Linked DNA regions of Mus musculus: region 2 is linked to region 1. Evidence: chromatin loops called from intact Hi-C (ENCODE). Cell type or tissue: heart. All regions are shown on one strand. Links, peaks and the distances in the headings refer to the core of each region. The heading gives the core; the rest is flanking DNA.

What was found. A loop is a pair of places that touch in the nucleus more often than their neighbours do. Peaks named below come from ENCODE experiments on the same cell type or tissue, not always from the same donor. Only the 100,000 strongest peaks of a DNase experiment are listed, where the experiment ranks them.
Region 2: it touches region 1 in a loop (2.2-fold over the local background); 2 of 42 quality-filtered maps call a loop at or near these places.

The regions. Positions count from the first base shown.
Region 1 is chr2:36,032,057-36,039,352 of GRCm38, forward strand. It overlaps Ndufa8 (NADH:ubiquinone oxidoreductase subunit A8), which reads right to left. Exons shown (of 4, transcript NM_026703.3): 4 at 4,268-4,585. The coding sequence ends at 4,448. Among named protein-coding and RNA genes, the nearest start is that of Gm39798, 4.8 kb to the left of the region's middle. In heart, for the core only: no CTCF peak of the experiment used is centred there; DNase peaks (open chromatin) are centred at 2,025 and 3,785.
Region 2 is chr2:35,976,254-35,983,549 of GRCm38, forward strand. Ttll11 (tubulin tyrosine ligase-like family, member 11) reads right to left here and starts at 3,567. Exons shown (of 10, transcript NM_029774.3): 1 at 2,919-3,567. The coding sequence starts at 3,371. In heart, for the core only: no CTCF peak of the experiment used is centred there; DNase peaks (open chromatin) are centred at 3,058 and 3,568; H3K4me3 peaks cover 2,031 bases; H3K27ac peaks cover 1,376 bases; H3K27me3 peaks cover 1,348 bases.

The sequences.
Region 1 (7,296 bases), core at 1,150-6,149:
ATGCACCCCTACATCTCTGAATCTGAAAGCCCAAGTAACCTGTTCTTCCATGAGCTGCCTTGGCCACGGTGTTTTATCACAGCAGTAGTACAGTAACTAATCAAGGCACGTGCCAACACACCTAGCTTTTTCATTATGACCAAGAACAGTGACTTGGGACTTATGTTGCAAATGCTAAGGACCCATAAGAACATCACAACTTCAAACTGAATTTTTCCCGTGTGGTAGAAGCGACTTTTGTCGTTCAGTTTTGGTTTTTTTTTTTTTGTTGTTTGTTTGTTTTGTTTTGTTTTGTTTTTGGTTGTCTGTCTGTCTGTCTTTAATTGACATTGTGTTTTGAAACAAGATCTCACTCTGCAGCTCAGGTTGTACTTGAACCTTGCAGTGATCCTCCTGCCTCAGCCTTCCCAACCCTGGGATTATAGGAATGAGCCACCAGACTCAGCTATATAAGCAACTTTTTAAAGTTTTTCACAGCCTGTTTCGTGGCCTAAGAATACAACCTTCATTATACTCAAAGCATTTCACCCAGGATTTGCTATCTATAAGAAAACAATTTAATGTGAATAAGTTAAGCACGTTTCCACATGGAAGGAATTTGTTGTTTGGTGGGAGATAGGCTTTGGAAAGATGAATGTGGTAGTGAGTTTGATTTCCTAGATGTCTGTCATGCGGTGGGCATCAGGACAGACATTTATTTAGTCCTTGTAGTTTGGGACAAGGGGAGATCCCTGGTGCGTACCTAGTGCTACATGTTAGGATACTACTGCCATGTGTCAACCCAGCAGGCTACATTTGGTGCGTAATTCACCAAATACTTAAGGCCACTCCAGACAGTAGGTACCATCTCTGTGCTCCTCCCTCCTTATTCACAGGTGAAGAAACTAAGGTACAGTAATGCTAAGAACCTTCCTTGCCTAGGGTCACATAGCTACCGAGTGTATTCCAACCCAAACAATGGAATTCCAGAGCTCTTGCCCTCAGTTATCATGCTATCCACTGTGTCACGGGAACAATGGGGCAGGATGTAGGAAGACGATGCTTCCTGGGGAAGACAGCACTAGTGTCTGCCTTGAGAGATGGCTCAGGGTTCAAGAGGCAGAGGAGGAGGAAGGATGGTTTCCTGGCGAGATAGCAGCCAGATAGACTTAAACGCTAGAAAGCATCTAGGCATCCATCGGCACAGGCCGGTGATCCCAGTTACCTGAGAAGCTGAGACAGGAAGATCACCAAGTTCAACACCAGCCTGAGCAAGTTAGTCGAGATAATGTCTCAAACATGGAAGGTAAAACTGGGACTGGAGATGTAACTTAGCTGGAGGGCTTAACTAGCATGCAGGAAGCCCTGGGTTTAACTCCCAGCACGGGAGGAAAAAAAAAAAGTGGAAATCAGTCTGGGATTGGCCTTCTACAGAGTGCAGGGTTCATTGTAAGATTAAGATAAACGTGGGGAAATGAGGTAGGCTAAAACCAGATTATGGAGTGTCAGGATGCTAGCAAGGGCTCAGGCGTTCCCTGGCAGGCATTTGGGAGCCACTGAAGATTTTGAGCAGCAGAGGCACACACAGCAATTTGGGAGATGGACTAGACCACAGTTAGGAAACAGTTGTAATAATCCAGGCAAGGGAAACACGGCAGCCTAGGTTGAGGGCAGAGAGATAGAGAGGAAGCAGTCAATGTGAGATGTGCAACAGAAGAAACTCAAGGGGGCTTGGTGTTGGGACATGAACAGGACAGAAATGAGTGGAAGGAGCCAAAGATGCATCTCGTGTTTTGACACTAGGAGGATGGAGACAAGTGTGGACTCAGATAGGGAAGACAGGAATGGGCTTGGCAGGGAAAGGCCAGATATGTTTCCTTTGGGAATGCAAAGAATTAGTCTTTCTAGCCTCAGGCCAAGCCAGTTTCTGTTGTTTGAAGCCCTGCTCAGGGGACCTTCACACTAACGGCTTTCAAATTGTTCCGTGACCTTTTACCTACTGCCACTGAGACCTTCATTTGTTGTAAGAAATTATTATCTTTAACTACCTAGACCCTTCTGTCCTAGAAGGCTATGGTGTCGTGTGATCCCATCAAGAAGAGCACAGGAAAGCCAAAAGCTGGTTCCTTTGTTCAAGGAATTCAAAGCAAGGTGGGGAGGGTGGAAGACACAGCTGCCGTCCAACTTGGGTAAAAGTTAAAACATCCTAGAATTGAATTTGAAGACATTAACAGTTCAGGCTGCACTGGTCGAAATCTACAGAGGTGGATTAGCATTCGGGGAGCGATTGGCATGCCACAGACCACCTGAAGCAGGCTACATCCATCAGATTCTTGTACCCCATTCAATAAGGAGTCAGAGGTCTGCTGGAAAGCTTGTTACAAATCTCTTACAGACCCACTGACCCAGAATTTTCCGTATGGTGCATGTGCACCAACTTACGTTATGGGACAGGTTTTGTTACCTGCTGTATCTGGGTTCAAATCTCAGCTTAGCCACTTAGCACTCAGCTAGAATGTGACCTGCTCACTGGCTTCCTCAAATACAAAATCAGCCAGAGCCTTCCACAAACCAGGGGAGCTTTCATACCCTGTCAGGCAACACCACAGACCAATGAAACCATTCTGGGTGGGGAGGGAATCCCAGATATCAGATATGGATTACTAATGGTTTTAATGGATAGATATGCTCATTAGAACCAGAAAACCTTTCCCGTGTACCCTGTATGTACTTCTCAAGTGGGGAGGAGCCCTCTCCACCTCTTCCTAAGCATGTTCTTTCAACTATGAGATGGGCTAGCTGACATTTCTTTTCCTTATACATTTTATTTTAAATCATGTGTATACCACATCTGCGTGCGCGCCCAGAGTCTGGAGGTCTTGGATCGTCTTAGGTGTCACAGATGGTTGTGAAGCACCTGAAGCAGGTGCTGGAAACCCGAGTCCTTTGGTAAGGCAATGCATTCTCTCTCCATTCAACGATATCCCTTACAAATAGCTCTGACCACAAAGGAGTGGACTCGTGGTAATCACTCGGCATAGTGCAAGTGCTAGCTGGGTAAGCACTATGAGTTATTTAAGACAGACCCAGCTTCCTCTGGGAGGGAACTGAGGAAGTAAAATGTGGCAGGCAGCACGCCATATACCTGTCAATCTGTGACCATGACCAACTTCAGGTACTGCAGCTGGCTCCCAATTACTTGGCTACCAAGATGTTAACAGACTTCGCCTCAGCTTTTTTAAAACCTAAAGGGCTTACTCAAGAGTTGAAAGTCTAAGACAGATACTAGCAAGGATCTTGTGTGGACCAAGTATGAACTTCACTGCAAATGCTCTCAGTGGTGGGGTGAGCAGTATGGCCAACCATTAGTCTTTTCCCTTGAACTGGCCTCAGATCCTTTAGACAGCAGCCCCTGCCCCTTAAAGCCTCGCTCCCTCCAAATGCACTGAAGGCGACACTTGTCCAAATCTCTTCTTCTCACAGTTCTGCAGAGAAGCTCAAAGCCCAGTAGGCTCAGATGACTTACACAGTCTTATGTGGCAATGTAACGCCACAATCAGAACGAGCAGTGACTCAGCCAGCTGTAAAGGAAATGGCCAAGTGGATGAGAGGGAACTAGATGGGGTGAAGGGACTTGGGGGAACAGTGCTTTGAACCAAGGAGCTTTATAAACACCGGGGCTCTAACCTGCCCAGGAGGTAGATAAGCTTGTACCCTTTGGTTTGTCCTCAAACTCAACCTCTCACAGGAGGTTAAAGAACACACCCAAGGTTGGAACTGACACTCAGACCTCCAACTTCCTGGCTTTGGAGCTGGGAGTTCAGCCTCCCCCTCCCCCTCGTCTATCAGGAAAAACATCTGGGTTATAACACCCGGACGATGGGCTATGGAGGGGAAACGGTGGAAGTGAGGTTCTTTAAGGAGCTTTAAGAAACACTGCCTAAGGCCCAGCTAGCAGCCCCTCCCGAGCCTGAGTCACAGGCTCAGACCTTTCGTTGCTCTATCTTGAACATTTCTCTAGAATGACTTTTAGTGAAATCTATAAGCTTGGATTGCTGGAGGAGAAAAGAGACCTGAGGCTTTGCACTGTATGCCAAACACCCTGAAATGCTGCTTCAGGTAGAAAAGCCTCCTTCATTCATTTTTCCATATGGGAATGTGGGTCTCCTGCCACAGTGGCTGGTCCTCCACAGGACAAAGCAAGTGGGACAGTCAGGGGCACAAGAAAGAACAAGGGGAAGTCATCTTTAAAGGCTAAAAGGTTACATAGAGCATAATAAAACACAACTGTTTCCTTTAAAATTTTTAATGGACAGGAAATGTATAGAATAACTGCCAAGTCACATAAATTAACTTTTTTGTTAATGTCTGTGATCCAGGAAAGAACACGAGATCGGCACGGGTGTTTTCGTCGTCTGTTGTCTGGGCGCATGACCGAGGTGACCAAGTGTGGACCGTCAACCCATCTCTACACGGTCCAGAAAAAAAAGCGGGTGCCGTGCTTGGCGGGTTTCAGATCCCCTTCAATCACAGGGTTGGGCTCTGGCCTTGCTCTTGAGTGATAAGGATTCTCTGGCAAAGGACGATCTGTTTTCACTTTGGTGACCTGGGAAGGGCGAAGAAGAGAGTCAGGGTTCAAAGAGACTCTTGAACAGTAGTAACCCTGAGACTGCTGGGGGTCCCCTCTCTGCTCCTGCTGCCTCAACCATTCCTCAGCTTCAAAGCTCGGGAAGATATATCTAGCTATATTGAATCAGAGTCAACATCTAAAAGCAGACTTTCTGACCCTCTATATGGTAGGACAATATATCCTCAGCAGAGACAAGATATCCTCTGGGACTCACTCACTGGTTAGTGAGCAAGATGGAGGAGCTATCAATCAAGACCCGGCTACCCTGCTGCCTGCTGCCCAATGACAACAGAGAAGGGTGGACCCTGCACAAATCACTCACAGTGAAGGCTGGGGCCTAGACTATTTCTGAAGAGAACTGGGAGCCAGCTGGGACGATTAAGGGGAAGACAGAGAGAGCAGAGACAAAGAAGACAGAGGGAAGGTCCAGAGAAGTCAACACAGAGCAGGCTGTATACTGACCAAACCCTGCTGTTATCAGCACTGATGCTGAGATGCTGAGCCTGCTGTCTGCTCACTCTTCCCAGCTCCCACCAGGAGATTCCACAGATGCTCACTAAGGCTACCTTGCTAGGACACAATGTCAGATCCGTGCTTATAAATGCCACATGCAGCTAGGGAACAGGGCTGGGTGATACACTATGCAATGCTATGCAAAGGTGCTTCAATTTAACCTGATGGCAACAGGTGCCACTGTTACAGGGAAGCAACCAATCACTACATGCAGGCTAGAAGGCAGGGAAACCAGGCCGGATAGCTGGAACAGAAGAACTCAGAGCTGAGTCCGTGGGCCAACGTAGATGGTAGGTTCCAAACTGCAGCTGAGAGGAAGATGCCACCCCAATGGCCGGCCACCAGAATCTCCAGTGGGAAGCCATCACAAGTTGTTTTGTAATTTTTTAATTTTCTGTATTTTGGGGACCAGACTCGGGGCCTTGTACATGCTAGGTAAATGCTGTGCCGCTCCGCATTACCTCTAGTTCAGAAATTATCCTTTGGAAGTTAAGGAAGCAGCAGATCCTTCTAAGTGGGCCACAGTCACTAAGCATTTTCTGGCTTTTACTCTAATGGGACCAACTCTAGCTATCTGTATGCATGAGAGGCTAGGTCTGTCTGTCTCTGTGCCCAGATCTCTCAGGTACACAGTTACTATAACCCTTTGTGTGCAGGTTACAGCCAGCTCACAGGAGGCTGACTAACTGGCCAGAGCCCAAGGTCTGAGTGCAGGTCTCTGTCTCCTGCTGTAACTGGAAGTCACTCAGGGTTCCTGTTGCTTGACAGAGTAGTTCCAAATGCTTCACTCAAGGTATTTATAAAATCAATCTAGAAAACTGTCATTCTTTGCTTCTAAGAAATGTTCTTGAACATAAAGTAAGCAGGGACCCTGAACAACTGACTGCGGGGAGAAGAAAGCGACATGCTCTTGTGTGGTGCACTCCAAAAGAGAAAGGACAGGAGCACCCCAGGGCCACTCCTAAGGGAAGGCCTAGGACTGCCTACTTGATGAAGCGGCCATGTGTAAAATGGGGTTCCCAGGATGAACTAGGAGGTCCCTGATCACTTCTCTGTGGTTGCTGAGTGGGAGCAGGAGTTAACTCTGCCTAGGAAGGGTGAGATATCAGCGGGAGAGGCAAGTAGGCCACACAGAATCAGAGAATGAAACATAGGTTAGGCCTCTCTCTGCTCTCTTTCTAGAAGGAGACTGAACAATGGGTGGAGTACAATCAAAATTGATAAAACATGTCAAGAAATACACATTTGAGGCAACTAATATGGAAACCTGGGGGAAGGGGTAAAAAAATGTCCATATAAAAAGACTCAAGAATAAATACTGCTTTGATAGCCTGACTTACGCTTCCCCTGTGGTGAGAAGAAACAAGAAAAGGCAGTTTTATTGGTTAAGTGTGTAAGTCCTATTACTTTCAACTTTGGTTGGCTACTATTTAAAGTAATTTTTTTAGTTTTAGCAAAAGAATGTCTGAAGTAAAAAAAAGAAAAAAAACGTGTCAGATTGAAAAACAAAGCTATGCTACCACTCTATTGGTGACAACTGTTCATGGGCGCTAGCCCCAAAGGGAAGGGAACAGAGCTGAACAGCCTGTGTGCCTGGTGCTATGCAGGCTCACACAGGCTCTCGGGCACAGCTCTTCCAGGACAGCCCTCGGCTTGCAGACAGGGCTGGATGGAAGTGGGATAGTTGAGATTCCACAGGAGCCCGTGGAGCAAGGTTCAGAGCGACTGTGTCTACCCAGCTTGCCCTTCCTGAGCTACAGCAGCAGGAGCTGTCAGGCCAGTGTGGGTCGAGCTTCTTTGGCTGCGTGCTGACAAAGAGCTACATAGCAAGGCACTCAGCTCAGGGAGGTGGGCGTCCCTACAGGTCTTTAAAGTTTAAATGAAGCCTTTTCCTTTCCCACACAGTTCATCCTTTCAGTGAAGATAGAGCTTTGGCTCTAAATTCTTCAATTTCACAGGATGAACTATCTTCAAAGGCCCACGTAGATGCATCCCTCCCAGAAACGTGCAGCTCAGCAAGAACTCTCCAGGAAGGCAACACTGGATGAAGGTGGGGTGGGGCAGGCTTAGGAGAATCAACACTTAGATGCTACTGTGCTAAGGGCACAGTCACAAAGAGCACAGTGTACAGACACCAGTACAGGCCTCCTCTACAACTTCAACCCAGAGCAGAG
Region 2 (7,296 bases), core at 1,299-6,298, 56 kb before region 1:
CAGCCCAGCCTTGAGCTTATAATCCTCCTGCCTTGGCTTCTCAAGTCCTGGGATCAGAGGCACGTGCCACCACTCCTAGTCATGACCTTATTCTTTTCTAGGCTTCCCACTCACCACCAAAGGCATCCAGCAGGAACTCCCGCACTCTTGAGGAGCCCAGCTAAACATTCAAGGCAGCCTGATGAGCAGTCACCTCCATTGGCCCTAAGTTAGAAAGAATCTTGTCCAACACCACTCCCAAAAGGGATGTAAGGGATGGGAGACAGCCTACAAAGGTTGTTCATTTGTGCTTTGTTAGTACTAAGTTCATCTGTTACTCCCCATACATTTGTTTTGTCTTAGATGCTAAGACTACAACAATCAAGGATAAAGTCAGAAGGATCGGAAGTTTTCTGGAGAATGGTGCTTTCAAACAAACCCTAGTGCATCTGATGACATATGTGTTTTGCTTCAAATGTCCTACTGTACATTTGCTGGGTATCTCTTGACAGGGACACCAGCAACACCAGTCATACTACCCTGTCTTTAGGAAGGGTGGCATTATGTCACAGTGAAGGCTTTTTGTTGGGAGTCAATTATGTTCAAATACACTAGAATGAGCATCTTTACCTATATGCCAACATGTTTTACAAGTGATAGAAAGACAGCCTAAAATGGGAGGGGCAGTCAAGGTAGGGTCCTAGGAACTACCTATCCTTCTGGGCTCACTGGTGCAAGAATTTAACATTGTTATTTTGTGGTTAGGGCAGTAGGCTGGGAGCCTGAATTTGCTAAACCTCATTGTTCAGCTGAGCAAACAGGTCTGAAGAAGTCCACTCACCTGTCCACAATAGTAGAGCTGATAGGTTGAAGACCCTTGGGTTTCTGCAACGGCCTACAAGGTTTCCTTTCAAGAATGGGCCCAAGTCCTGTGACACGATCTGACCCCGGCTCACTTATACCGCCTTATCTCTCACCATGCTACACCCCTCTCTGTGATCCAGCCAGCCAGCTCTACTGCAAAGCACTGCATGCATTCTGCTTGGCCCACACCACTCCCTCTACCAGGGACCCAAAGTCCACACCACTAAATAACTTTGGTCAACACTCAAGACTCATTTGGGCTTCACTTCCCTGAGGAAGATGTACTAGAGTTGACCGCCTCTGTCTCCCACAGCATATAGAGACACTCATCACATAATATGTTCATGCATTCAACAAATATTTATTGAGCAACTTCCAGATGCCAGACAACTTTGAGTACAGCAGTAACAAAACAAAATGCCTGCCCTCGAAGAGCTTACATTCTGGTGAGAAAAACAGTCAATAAACAAATACAACACGATGTCAGGTAGAGGTTCATGCTATGAAGCAAACAGCCAGGGCTAGAGATGGCTGCGAACATTGCCTGGGAAACCTCTCTCAGGACCTTGATCAGCAGTCCCAAGAGGTGACAGAGAAAGCCATGCACATAGCTAGCTGGGAAAGGAGCATTTAAAGCAGCAGCAGCAGCAGCAGCAGCAGCAACAGCAGCAGCAGCAGCAGCAATGGGCCTGCAGATACCAGGACTACTTACTGGATTTCATTCCCTACTGAACTAGGAACGCTTGAAGACAAGAGTACATTTAAAGTGTGATTCTCTAGGCCCAGCATAGAACTTGGTATCACCATAGAGGATATCTACAAATTAAGAGAATGAACCTGTGCTGGATTGGGTGAGCAAGATAAAGGCTGCTTCCTGTCTCTTCTCAGGGCTGAGCTGAGAACACAGGCACTTGCTAGCCAGCTTGAGTTCTTAGCTACTTTCTATCCCTGGACTCTCTTCAGTAGGTCAGCAGCATTGACAAGTCTACGTGTACCTTCCTGGCCCGCCTATCTTTGGGTGGCTCTGACAAGTCCAAGTTTACCTTCCTGGCCTGCCTATCTTTGGGCTGGACATGGGACTTTATCTACAGTTTAGACACTGTAGAACCGAGTCTCACCAATCTTCATCCAGTTTCCAAGGTGTGAAAATCAAGACTGAGAGGGCTCTGACACCTGGGATTGCCAGACCCCACCTCCACCACCCCACCTGATTCTTGGTTTCTCTCCAAACCAAACTCTTCCACTGGGACATCAACATTCTGACCATAGTGGACCTGTGGCCATCTCTCCCCAGTCTCCAACTTCATTAAACCACTTGTACCACACTTAGCACAAAGTTCAGAGCCTGAGCCCTCATGCTCTCTGCGCACGGAATCTTTAGTGGACCAATGGTTTCTATGCTGTAAATAAAGTCAGCTGGCTTTATTTACTCAGCCAATGAAAATAGAAACCTCTCGGATTCGTTGGTGCTTTTGTCCCACCCCGTCCCTTAAAAGGTCTGAAATGAATTCAAGGGTGATTCATCTGCTCACACATGCTTTCACCCCCACTTACTGTCACCTGCTACATCCCCCAATCAGTGTCTGCGGTGGTGGTGATGGTGGTGGTGGTAAAAGATCGTGATGAAAGTAGGTTGTCATTTGCTGAAACCTTGTGCAAGCACTAGGCACTATGCTCCAAACCGGAACGAACCGGCTTCCCTTTACCGAGGTAAACGGGACCAAAAGAAGAAAAGTAGCTTGCTCAAGGTCGCACAGCTAAGTTGAAGAGTGTAGTGAGGCGCTGGCGAGCACAAACCTGGCCCAAGAGTGGCACTCTAAGCATGAAAGTTTACTAAACTTTAAATATCACTGAAATGCAGAAAGTGAAAGGTGGCCCCTGGCCCCGGGGCCAACAGAGGAGAAGACAGGACGGATAAACCAGGATCTACAGCTTGACGAGGCCAGGGCTGCAGACATAAGAAAAGCTGTAGGGGAGCAGAGCAGAGACGGGCTGACCTGACCTGGGAAGTGGCTCCGGGGGCCAGGCCTCGGGACGACCCCCCTGTGCCCACGCGCCGGGCCGGCGGGCCTCACCTCCTTCCACCTGAGCTGGCGAAGACTGATCTTGAGCGCGTCCAGGGAGGTGCGGGCCTTGGAGCTGTCCACGGTGACCGGCCGCATCGAGCCTGCGCTCCGCCGGTAGACCCGGCTCCGGCTCCGGCCCCGTGCCTTCACGAGCTGGCTCAGGGCCCGCGCCGCCGGCCTCGGCTGGGCCAGGGGCAGCGCTGGTGGCAGCCGCCGGACGACGCGGGCCTCTCCTTCCTCGGGCGCGTGGCGTCGCGTCGGGGTCGGGATCCGGCCCACGTCCTTGGGCTGCTCCTCCAGCTCCAGGCGCTCTGGATCCCCGGCCGCGCCAGCGTCCACGCCCTGCTGCTTCTCAGTCTCCGCCGGTAGCGACTCGGTCGCCGCTGCTGTCGCCGCCGCCGCCGCCGCCGCGTCCGCCTCCCACTCAGCCTCCGGCTTCTTCTCCGGGCTGCTGCGCCGCATGACGCTCAGGGCCGGTGCCGGCGCCACAGCCACCGCCGCCGCCGCTGCTCCGCCGTCCCGGCCCGCGACCAAACTGCCGCCGCCGTCGCCGCCGCCGCCGCCGCCACGCGCTCCCCGCCCGAGCCCGTTGCCATGATCTCTCAGGCCCCGGTTGACAGGGATAGTCGCCGCCTCGGGACGGGGCCCCGCAAGGGACAATCGCCTGCCGGGCCCGGCGACCTCACAAGCGAGCGCGTCCACGTGACCAGGCCTGTCACAGAGGTGGCGATAGCCATCTTGGAAGAGGGCAGCTTGTCACACATGCAGAGTTTCTGAGCACTCAGGGACTGGCTAGGAATGATTTATAGTGGGGCTGAGGGTAAAAGAGGTTGCGCTCCTGTCTCGCTCCCGAGCTTGGAAAGGGAAGGACTTGGGAAGAGCGGCATCTTCCTCAAACACGAGACTTAGTTTCCCCAGTCCTACTACATTCATCGACTCCTTTTCTGTGAGCCTCAGACTGAGGCTGGAGGCCACCTTTGTCGGTTTTCAGGTCTCTCCCATGAGATGGAGAAGCCCTTCAGATTCCTAGACTTGTAGAGGGCAACACTTTTTATTACAATAAAAACATATAACAAAACGTACTAATTATTTTTAAATTTATTATGTGTGTGGTGTGTATAATTTTGCCTACATGTATGTATGTGTACTATGCATGTTCCTGGTGGAGAAGGAGGCCAGAAGAGAGCATCAGATTCCCTGATGTGACCTGCTGCGTGGTTCCAGGAAATGAATGGCAGATGAGCCTTCATCTCCAGCCCTCATTTAATCTATTTTTAATTCACTCTTCAGTGGCATTCAGTGCATTCATACTGTGGTGCAAACCATCTCTACCATTCATCTTCAGAACTTTTCATATTGAAAGCATACCCATAAACTAACTCCTGGGATTCCCACCCCACAGCCCTGGTCACCACAAGTCTATTTCCCCCTTGAATCTAACTACTGGGGTACCTCTTGTTTTTATCTTATTTGGCTTCACAAGGTTTTTGTTTTTGTTTTTCATCATAGTGGGTGTCAGAATTTTACTCCATCATAAAGCTTACAAATATTCTATGTGTGCGTGCACAATTATTCTTCCATAGACCTTTCTGCGGACTTTTTGGTTATTTTAATCCCTTGACTCTTGTGACTAATAGTGCCATTAACATTCATGTACAAGTATTTCTTTGAGCCCCTCCTTTCAGTTTTTCATGGCTGCCATACTTTGTTGTTGTTAAGATGGTCTCTTTAGCAGGCCTGGCTGTCCTGAAACTCACTATATAGACCACTTGGTATCAAACTCACAAAGTTCTGCCTGCCTCTGCCTCCTGAGTGATGAACTCCTATACCCAACTAAGGTAGGCATAAAAATGTAGAGTTGATCTAGAAGAGGGTCCTCTCCTGCCTGAGGGAGCCACATTTGGGTTAACTTGAAAGTTTCAGAAAATGGGGTTAGAAAGTCGTAACAGCAGCCTGGACTGACCAGTGGCCGTGGTTGCACTTCAGTGAGTTCTGCCACATTTAGTTTTAAGGGTCCTGGGGGAAAATGGCCCCTCCTGCATTTCTCCAAAAGTCTTGTTTCCTTGGCCGGGAATTTCAGTGTGTGAACAAGCTGCCTCGAGGCCCACCCAGGTGTGGAGGCGTCAAGAACCTGTAGGTGCTTGAGGTGCTTACCCTGTGGCCCAGAACATCTGGTTGAGCCTGTGGGTGTGACTGGTTGGGGGTGGGCGGGATTGTTAAAGTTGCCCCGTTGATTCTAAGGCCCCAATATCAAGAACCAGAGACTTGCCTGAGGCCTTCGGAGAGTTCTGGAGCTGTCCGTGGGGCCTTCCCTGCCCAGCCATTCACTCTCCCTCAGGAATTAGTTCAGGGTTATGCTTTCAGTAAGGAAAGTTCTGGAGATGAATAGTAGGACACCCCAAATCCTGTCCCACCTGATGTCTCTCATTCATTAATGCTTAAAATTATCATACCCCACCTCCCTCCTCTCTTAATCCATCCCTACAGTTGTGACTTTTACATTGAGATAGCATTTCTCTTGCCTTCCCTGTCACCGTTGTGTCAGGTCAGCCTCTGCCTTTTCTCCGAGCTGCTGCAGCAGCCTCCCAATGAGTACCATCTGTCTCCATTACACTCCTGTCCATTCATACCGCAGCTGGAGCTGCGCTCTCCAAGCATAGAAACATCCTCTACTTGCACAACCTCTCTTGATAAATTTCAAACATTAGTTGTCTCTTTCTACCCTCTTTTCTGGAATCACATCCTCTCTTTGCTTCTGTGACTTTGTACACACTGTTCCCTCTGCCTAGATGTACCCTTCCTTAGTGTCTCTGCCTAGGAAACTCAGAGTCATCTTGGTAGCTGTCTTTTGGGGAACTTTACTCAGTGCCCTCCGGCAGAAGTAGCTACAGTCTGTACTGATGGTGTGCATGATAACCCTCTACCACATCCTGACTGCCACTTCACAGAGAAATCATCTCAGCCTCCCCATCAGTCTAGGCAAGGACAGATTTGAACTGATTTCTCTCTAGAAAAGACCAGAAAATGTGATCCACAAAGAGCACTGTGGATGCAGTAACAAATTATTTACAGCTTATCACATCTGAAAAGAGCGGCCCACATAGCGATAGCCGCTTGCTTATACAGTCGTAATCTCTTCTGCCTCTGGGGCTTCCCACGTGTCCTTCCAGCTCTGCCCACATCTTCAGCTTTCAGTCCGCTGAGATGGCTCTGGTCCTTCAATTTAAAGCCGACCTCACCCGGTGAGATAATTATGGAAGAGAGAAAAATAAAGATGAAGCATGAGACCAAATGAGTTTCCTGAGAATTAAAAGCCAGGCTCTACATCAGACATGAACTATACGCTGAATCTTGAGAATGGGGCAGGCATAGTTAGATGGCGTGGCCATGGCATAAGCCATGGCCAGAGCCAGTGAGGAAGAAACCAAGCACAGGCTCTGCCCACTGAGACACAGTCACAGAGGCTCTGTCCACCAGCCGAGGACACCCCTGCCCCTGCTGCAGATGCTGCAGGAACTCACCGAGGAAAAGGATAAGGAAGAGATGCAGTGCTGTGCATGCAAGGGAGCAGGGAAGCTGACTGGACCAGATGAAACCCAAGCATGGGGGGAAAAAAGAACAGGGCACAAAGGGCCCAATTGGGCTTTGGACAGCACTGGAAATACCTCTCACTTCTCTGGAAGCCCCCAGAATATGTAAATGAACATTCCAGCCCCATAGGAAGTGCATCCAGGAGCAGCGTCCACTGTGACTGCTGAGAGCAAAGAGCAGGTCAGGGTAAGGGACCTCATGACTCCAAGGTGGGAGCTTTGCTTGTCTGTTTTCATGTCTGTCTTGCCAGTCTTGGAGCCAGAAATGAGGGGTACAGTGACCTGGCAGAGAGGATGTACTCAGTAACTATTGTATGTATGTATGTATGTATGTATGTATGTATGTATGTATGTATGGTTGGATGGATGGATGGATGGATGGATGAGTGAATGAATGAATGAATGAATGAATGAATGAAATTCTACATGGTTCAGTTATTCCACACTGAGGAAGCAGCTAAGTTAATTTGGTAAATGCTGTCTGTGACAGCTTTAGCCCTAGAGAAAAATGCCAGTGATGTAACATCATAGGAACCGGCGAGAGCACTGTAATTACCGTGTTTAAAAACTGCCCAACATAAAGAGGGACTGAAAGAATTTAGAGAGAAATGGGAACAGCTGCAGCGCTGGAAACACAAAATCTTGCTTGAATCTTTCCTTTCCGTTCTGGAAACCTGTAGCCATCTTGTGGCTCTCCGTGCCCCTGAACCCACCCCCAAGTCAATTCTACTTCTACAGATTGCTTTGAGGAATCAGAAAAGACAAAGCTTCACATTATAACCTGTTATTGGCTAGTA